Regions from separate parts of the Homo sapiens genome. Here region 2 is linked to region 1. Evidence: read pairs that join two places in POLR2A ChIA-PET (ENCODE). Cell type or tissue: HCT116. All regions are shown on one strand. Each heading gives the region's core, and the rest is flanking DNA. Links, peaks and the distances in the headings are about the cores only.

Region 1 (4,384 bases), core at 134-4,133:
CAGCAAACCCACGGGGGCCCTGGAGTGCAGGCCTCAAGTCCAACTCTCCAAACACTGAGAAGTCCCAACCTTGGTCCTTAGGGGACCTGGGAATTGGGGGGCCCAAGCCCCTCCCTTCAGCTATGGGGGCAGCTGAGCCAGAGGTCAGGCTGTAGTGGGGAGGCCAGAAGGGGCGGGGACAGCCGGGATTGGGAGGGGAGAACAGCAGCGTGGGCGGCTGGCAGAGGCAGGGAAAGACCAGCAGAGAGGAAAGAGAAACTGGGAGAGGGAGGAAGGGAGAAAGTGAGAAGGGAAATCGGAAAGAGAAAAGGGAGGAAACGGCAGAGCCAGAGAGAAAGAGGAAGAGACTGAGTGTGAAGGAGAGAGGACACAGGGGATGACTGAGAGACAGAGAGAGAGAGAGAGAGAGAATGAGACAGAGACTTAAGGAAGAGACCCTGTGAGTCTGACAATAAAAGATTTGGACAGAAACAGAAAGATTGGAGAGAGAGAGAGAGGGAGAGAATGAGTGAGAGAGAGACTGGAAGAGACAGAGATCAGAGGGAGACACAGAAAGTGAGAGTGGGGAGAGAGGTAGTGTAAAAGGAAGAGAGAGAGAGAGAGACCGTAAGAGACAGGAGACAAAGAGACAAAAAGTGTGAGTGAGCAGGTGAGGAGAGAGATTGAGAACTATGAGAGACAGCAGCTAAGAGACAAAGGAGGCGGGAGACTGCCTAGGTGCCGCAGCACCCACACCGTCCTCTTGCCCCCCCGTCACTGGGACCCCAGAGCTGGGTAAGTTCCCTGGCTGGGCTGGGAGGGGCTCTCTGGGTTCACATTCCTGGTGCCGCAGGGCTTGGCTTGGGGAGTTGGCAGGGGTGGTTTGGGGGTGCATGTGGGAGGGCGGGAGACAGGTAGCCTGGGGCAGCCGGAAGGAGGCAGGGAATGGGGAGTCCCTAAGCACAGAGAGGGTCAAATTCCTGGCCTGAGTGCAGTGGGCAGGAATAAAGAAGCCCCTATTCTCTGGCCTGGGCTGCAGACAGCTGCCCCCTCCCGCAGCTGCCAGGGCCGCCTACCTCTCTTGGCACCACTCTTGGTATGTGGTCACGGGCCATGGCCTCCCCCAGCCCCCCAAGTCCCGAAACAACAGGCTCTTTCTCTGCAGCCTCCTCCGACCTCCAAGCCCCTGACCCCATCTCTGTCTCACACCCGTCACTGCAGAGACACAGCCCCTTTCTTTCTCTCCCCCAGCCCTTGATGGAGGGGAGCCGACCTCGCAGCAGCCTGAGCCTGGCCAGCAGCGCCTCCACCATCTCCTCGCTCAGCAGCCTGAGCCCCAAGGTTTGAGCTTCCTGGCGGGGATGGGGAGGAAGGTGGGGCTCTGGGCCGCCCATCCTTCTGTTTCCCCAAGGACTCTGGTTGTTAAGGACAAAGATCCTTAGCAACGGGGTCTGCCAGACATAGTAAGGTCCCAAATTGCCTACACACCGCAGCTAGGAATTCAGAGGCACTCCCAGCTCTGTCCCCACCCTTTGTATTTTCCTAATTCTAAACCAGAGTAACAACCTCCCTTGACCCTGGTTGCTAAGATAAAGCCGCTCCCCAGCCATGAGGCCCCTCGAGTTCTGAGAAGTAGTGGCTGCTCTTGATTAGTGCCAGAACTTGCTGTCCTATCTCTCGCCATCCAATCTACCCACTAATGAAATCCTATAAGGAGAGACCCTTCTCTGACAATAAGACCCAAGGGGCCTCCAGATACTTGCATCCCAAATCGGCATCCCAGCCAAAAGCTTAGGGAGACACTCATTTCTTTTTCCTCCTGCCGTTCCACACATATTGTTTCTCAAGTTCAGAGCCCAGAGATCTGATCTCAGCCTTGGTCAGTACCACCGCTTCCAAGGAAGGGCATATTGTCGGGACCTGGCTAAGGATGCCTGAGATATCTGTGGGCATCAGGAGATGAGGCTCCATCCGGGCAGGATGGAGGGATTTGAGGCTTCCTCTCCTTGTACTTGGTTGCTAAGGGGTGTGACCGCAGGGCACCAGGGCATCCTTTGATTCACTGGAGACTCAGCGTGAGAGTTCCCCCTGATTATGGGGCCCTCCCAGCCCATAGTCCCAGTTCAGATCCCAAAGGACCTACTACAGCTCTGGCTCTGGTGGCCAAGGGCATCTGCTTCTTGGCAGTGGATGCTTGATCCCCAAATTGCTTCCCTACAGCCTCTTCCTTGCCTCTGAACACCTCCCTCTGCCCATCAAAAAAAGAGTCTCGGCCCGGCGCAGTGGCTCACGCCTATAATCCCAGCACTTTAAGAGGCTGAGGCGGGTGGATCACCTGAGGTCAGGAGTTCAAGAGCAGCCTGACTGACATGGCGAAACCGCGTCTCTGCTAAAAATACAAAAATTAGCCAGGCGTGGTGGCACGTGCCTGCAATCTCAGCTACTCAGGAGGCTGAGGCAGGAGAATCACTTGAACCCGAGAGGCAGGGGTTGCAGTGAGCCAAGATGGTGCCAGTGTGCTCCAGCCTGGGGGACAGAGCGAGACTCTGTCTCAAAAGAAAAAGAAAAAAAGAGTCTCTCCCAGCCTGGGCAACAAAGTGAGACCCCCGTCCCCTACAAAAAGTAAAAAAATTAGCTGGGCATGGTGGGACATGCCTGTGGTCCCAGCTACATGGGAGGCTGAGGCTGGAGGATCACCTGAGTCCAGGAGGTAAAGGCTGCAGTGTTTAGGCTACTGCACTCCAAAGAGCCTGTCAAAAAAAAAAGAGTCTCTTAACTCTGCAATAAGAACACCTCCCAATTCTGATCTCCAACTTCAGCCCCCACCTTGACCCTTTTCTTTCTTTCTTTTTTTTTTTTTCTTTGAGACGGAGTCTCACTCTGTCTCCCGGGCTGGAGTGCAGTGGTGCGATCTCGGCTCACTGCAAGCTCCTCCTCCCGGGTTCTCGCCATTCTCCTGCCTCAGCCTCCCGAGTAGCTGGGACTACAGGCGCCCGCCACCACGCCCGGCTAATTTTTTGTATTTTTAGTAGAGACGGGGTTTCACCGTGTTAGCCAGGATGGTCTCGATCTCCTGACCTCGTGATCCACCCGTCTCAGCCTCCGAAAGTGCTGGGATTACAGGTGTGAGCCACTGCGCCCGGCTGGTCCTTGACCCATTTCTCAGGGCAGCCAAGCGAGAGCCTACGGTTGCCTGTGTCCACCCTCACCCCCTCCCAGGACCATCCTAGGCTCTCCCTGTTCACTTCTGTCCCCTTCTCTCCTCAGAAGCCCACCCGGGCAGTAAACAAGATCCACGCCTTTGGGAAGAGAGGCAATGCGCTCAGGAGGGATCCCAACCTTCCCGTGCACATCCGAGGCTGGCTTCATAAGCAGGTGGGGTCAGTAGGAGAAGGAAAAGGACACTGAAGTCTGTGCCCCGGCTGTCCTCTGTCTCTCTCCTTGCAAGTCCCCAAATAGGCTTTCTTTTTCTTGCTATCACTGCCCCTCCCCTTAGTCCGTCATTGTTTGTTTGTTTGTTTATTTATTTATTTTTAAGACAGAGTCTCTTTCTGTCGCCCAGGCTGGAGGGCAGTGGTATGATCTCGGCTCAATGCAACCTCTGGCCTCCAGTTCAAGCAATTCTCGTGCCTCAGCCTCCCGAGTAGCTGGGCTTACAGGCATGCACCATCATGCCTAGCTAATATTTGTATTTTTAGTAGAGATGGGGTTTTATCATGTTGGCCAGGGCGGTCTGAAACTCCCGACCTCAAGTGATCCACCCGCCTCGGCTCCCTAAAATGCTGGGATTACAGGCGTGAGCCACCGTGCCTGGCCCATTCATTCATTCTTTCTTGACTACTTCTTGAACACTTACAGTGTTCCCAATCCCAGGGCACACACCATGCAAATAACACAAAAGTATTTATATTACATTCCAGATTGGGTGGAGCATGGGTGGATAATAAATTAGTAAATAAATAAATGGACTTGGTCATTTCAGATCGCAGGATGGGCTATGAAGAAGTAACATAGGGTCCAGGTTCAGTGGTGTAACCCCAGCATTTTGGGAGGCCAAGACGGGAAGATCGCTTGAGCTTAGGAATTCTAGACCAGCCTGGGCAACATGAAGAAACCTCATCTCAACAACAAATACACACACACACAAAACCTAGCTGAGCGTGGTGGTGTGCGCCTATAGTCCCAGCTACTCGGGAGGCTAAGGCAGGAGGATTGCTGAAGCCCAGGAGGCTGAGGCTGCAGTGAACTGTGTTCATGTCACTGCACACCAGCCTGGGTGACAGAGTGAGACCCTGTCTCAAAAACAAAAACAAAAAAACGGAATATGATGTGCTTGAACGTGGCTGAGAGAGGAGAACTTCAATTTGACATTTGGTCAGGGAAAATTATCTCTGAGGTGACATTT
Region 2 (4,384 bases), core at 188-4,187, 380 kb before region 1:
AGCTAAGATCACGCCCTCCAGCCTGGGCGACAGAACGAGAGACTGTCTCAAAGTATATTAGCAAATTTAATCCACAAACAAAGTGGATACAGTATAAGCAAGTGGTTTTATCCCAGAAATTAATGTAACTTATTACATTAATAGATTAAAGGGAAGAACCATTTGACAAAATTCAACACCTATTATTGGAGGAAAAAAAACCTGCAACAAACTAGAAATACAACAGAACTTCCTCCATGTGCTGGGCAGAGATTCTCTACCTGAACATGATGGGGATTTTGCCCAGAAAATTCTTTGCTGGGGTGGGGAGAGGCTGTGCTGTGCATCCTAGAATGCTTGGCAGTGTTCCTAGCCTTCACCCTCAAGATGCCAGCATCAACGCTCCCCACTCAGCTGTTTGTGACAATGAAAAATGTCACATGACAGGCCAAGTGCAGTGGCTCACGCCTGTAATACCAGCACTTTGGGAGGCCGAGGTGGGCGGATCATGAGGTCAGGAGATCGAGACCATCCTGGCTAACATGGTGAAACCCTGTCTCTACTAAAAATACAAAAAATTAGCCAGGCGTGGTGGCGGGCGCCTGTAGTCCCAGCTACTCAGGAGGCTGAGGCAGGAGAATGGCGTGAACCCGGGAGGCGGAGTTTGCAGTGAGCCGAGATCACGCCACTGCACTCCAGCCTGAGTGATAGAGCGAGACTCAGTCTCAAAAAAAAAAAAAAAAAAAAAAAAAAAAAAGTCATATGACATTACCAAATGTCCCTGGAAGAGGTGGGAAATCACCCTCGGTTGAGAATCATTCATTGTGTTAAGGATATTAACAACAATGACAAAAGCTACAGCTAACATCATACTAAATGATGAAATACTGAATACTTTCCCCAATACTGAAAACAGGGAAGGGAAATCCCTTTACACCACTTCTGTTCAACACTATAGTGAAGTTCCTAGCCAGTGAAAGAAGGCAAGAAAAAGATATAAAAAGCATAGAAACTGGCTAGGAAGAAGTAAAACTGTCTTTATTCACAGATGTCATAAGCATGTAATTAGGAAATCCTAGGGAATCTACAAAAATAAAAAGCTACTAGAATAAGTGCACTTAGGAAAGTCACAAAAATAAAAGCCAATATACAAAAATAATCACATTTCTGCATACTAGCAACAAACCATAGTTAAGTGAAATTTTAAAAACAAAACCATTTACAATAGCCTCAAAAATCAAATGCTAAGACTATATTTAACAAAAGATATTCAAAAATCTCTATACTGAAAACTACAAGGTATTTTTGAGAGAAAAACCTAAATAAATGGAAATATTTGTTTATGAATTCAAAGAATTGGTGTAGGCCGGGCGTGGTGGCTCACGCCTGTAATCCCAGCACTTCGGGAGGCCGAGGTGGGTGGATTACTTGAGCTCAGCAGTTTGAGACCAGCCTGGCCAACATGGTGAAACCCTGTCTCTACTAAAAATACAAAAAAATTAGCTGGGCATGGTGGTACACACCTGTAATCCCAGCTACTCAGGAGGCTGAGGTAGGAGAATCGCTTGAGCCTGCGAGGCAGAGGCTGCAGTGAGCCGAGATCGCACCACTGCACTCCTGCATGGGTAACAGAGTAAGACTCTGTCTCAAAAAACAAGATATCAGTTCTCCCCAAATTGATCTACAGATTCAACACAATGGCAATTCAGATCTCAGCCAGGTTTGTTGAGGAATTGACAAGCTGATTCTAAAATGTACATGAAAATGCAAAGGACCGGCCGGGTGTAGTGGCTTATGCCGGTCATCCCAGCACTTTGGGAGGCCAAGGCAGGAGGATCACCTGAGGTCAGGAGTTTGAGACCAGCCTGGCCAACATGAGGAAACCCCATCTCTACTAAAAAATAATTAGCCAGGCGTGGTATCGGGTGCCTGTAATTTCACTTAGGAGGCTGAGGCAGGAGAATTGCTTGAACTCAGTAGGCAGGGAGGTTGCAATGACCTGAGATCACACCACTGCACTCCAGCCTGGGCAATGGAGCAAGACTCCATCTCAAAAAAAAAAAAAAAAAAAAAATGCAAAAGACCTAAAGTAGTCCAAACAATCTTGAGAAAGAACACGTTGGAGACTCATACTATCGAATTTCAAGATTTACTATAAAGCTACAGTAGTCAGGGCAGTGTTATATTAGCCTAAAGATAAACCAAAAGATCAATAGAACAGAACAGAAATCCACCTATACACATATGACCAATTGATGTTCAGTAAAGATATCACAGCAATTCAATGGGTAAGGGAAAGTCTTTTTAACAAACAGGGCTAGAACTACTGTATAGCCATATAGAAAAATATAAACATATTCCTGCCACATACCATACCCCCACCCCAAATTAACAGGAACCAAAGACCTAAATTCAAAAGCCAAAACTAGAAACTTCCGGAAGAAAACATAGAATATCTTTATGACCTCGGGCTTAGCAAAGATGTTCTATATTAAATGTAACAGGCCAGACACAAATGTCTATGTATTGTGTGAATCTATTATCTATGAAACCCAAGAACAGGTCAGACTTATATGTAGTGATGGAAATCAGTCATTGCTTCTGGGGTGAAGAGAAAGGAACCCAAAGTAACTCTCTGGAGTGACGGAAATTGGGGCATTGGTGACAGGGGTCATTTGTCAAAACTCATTAAAGTATACATTTAGTATCTGTGCTTGTTGTCTGTAAATTATAGCTCAATAAAAACTGAGTTTTGGCCAGGTGTGGTGGCTCACGCCTGTAATCCCAACACGTTGGGAGGCCAAGACAGGAAGATCGCTTGAGCTCAGGGGTTTGAGACTAGTCTGGGCAACATAAGGAGACCGTGTCTCTACAAAAAAAAAAAAAAAATTAGCTGGTCATGGTGGCACATGCCTGTGGTCCCAGCTACTCAAGATGCTGGGCGTGAGGATCGCTTGGGCCCGGGAGGCCAAGGCTGCAGTGAGCTGTCATCACGCCCCTGCACTCCAGCCTGGGTGACAGAGCAAGACTGTCTAAAGGAAAAAAAAAAATAGCCGGGGCCAGGCACGCTGGCTCATGTCTGTAATCCCAGCACTTTGGGAGGCCGAGGCAGGCGGATCACGGGGTCAGGAGATCGAGACCATCCTGGCTAACACAGTGAAACCCCGTCTCTACTAAAAATACAAAAAAATGAGCCGGGTGTGGTGGCGGGTGCCTGTAGTCCCAGCTACTCGGGAGGCTGAGGCAGGAGAATGGCGTGAACCCGGGACCTTGCAGTGAGCCGAGATCGTGCCACCGCACTCCAGGCTGGGTGACAGAGCAAGACTCTGTCTCCAAAAAAAAAAAAAAAAAGGAAAAATAGCCACGTGTGCCTAATAGCTATCATGCTGGACCATTGCAGCCCTAGAGGAGCAGCCTCCTGAGTGCTCTGCCCTTTATTATATAAAGCCTCTCAAACTGCAATGGGGGCCAGGTGCGGTGGCTCACACCTGTAATCCCAGCACTTTGGGAGGGCCGAGGCAGGCGGATCACCTGAGGTCAGGAGTTTAAGGCCAGCCTGACCTACATGGTGAAACCTCGTCTCTACTAAAAATGCAAAATGAGCCAGGGTATTTTTAAATTTTTAGTAGAGATGGGGTTTTGCCATGTTTTGACTGAGATGGCTTCCAACCAGAACAGAAGACAGCTGAAAGTCTGCAGCATTTAATTAAGCGAAGTAGGCCGGGCGCGGTGGCTCACACCTGCAATCCCAGCACTTTGGGAGGCTGAGGCAGGAGCATCATGAGGTCAGGAGTTCATGACCAGTCTGGCCCACATGGTGAAACCCTGTCTCTACTAAAAATACAAAAAATTAGCCGGGCGTGGTGGCAGACACCTGTCATCCCAGCTACTCAGGAGACTGGGGCAGGAGAATTGCTTGAACCCAGGAGACGGAGGTTGCAGTGAGCTGAGACCGTGCCATTGCACTGCAGCCTGGGCAAAGCGAGACTGAGAGCGAGACTTGGACTCAAAAAAAAAAAAAAAAAAATTAAGCACAGATTTACGGGCCAGTGACTCCATTCCCAAGCATAGGAAAGTTCTCACACAAACCCTAGAAACGGATGGTTCATCGTGATCATGTTTGGATCACGTTTGTGATTACAAGAAGCTGTCTCATTATTTAGGGAATCAAATATAAAATGTGGATCTTAAATGCATGCTATGGAGGACGGTGCAGCAGTCAAGGACAACAAACCAAGTCTACCTGAGTAACCGACGGCCACACTAAATCACCGTAACAACTCTCACCACTGTGGGGTGCTGAGCCCGGCGCAGTGCACCCATGGAGTCCTAGCTACTCAGGCTGAGGTTTGAGTCTGAGGCTGTAGCCCATGAGGACCATGCCTATGAATCGCCACTGCACTCC

What was found. ChIA-PET counts read pairs that join two places held together with the same protein. Peaks named below come from ENCODE experiments on the same cell type or tissue, not always from the same donor. Only the 100,000 strongest peaks of a DNase experiment are listed, where the experiment ranks them.
Region 2: POLR2A ChIA-PET joins it to region 1 with 5 read pairs; 3 of 35 experiments call an interaction of 5 or more read pairs at or near these places.

What each region holds. Positions count from the first base shown.
Region 1 is chr19:48,864,473-48,868,856 of GRCh38, reverse strand. PLEKHA4 (pleckstrin homology domain containing A4) reads left to right here and starts at 240. Exons shown (of 20, transcript NM_020904.3): 1 at 240-774; 2 at 1,231-1,320; 3 at 3,247-3,354. The coding sequence starts at 1,237. In HCT116, for the core only: no CTCF peak of the experiment used is centred there; no DNase peak of the experiment used is centred there; H3K4me3 peaks cover 1,102 bases; H3K27ac peaks cover 805 bases.
Region 2 is chr19:49,244,381-49,248,764 of GRCh38, reverse strand. All of the region lies in intron 2 of LOC107985340 (a long non-coding RNA gene), which reads right to left. Among named protein-coding and RNA genes, the nearest start is that of MIR4324, 62 kb to the left of the region's middle. In HCT116, for the core only: no CTCF peak of the experiment used is centred there; no DNase peak of the experiment used is centred there.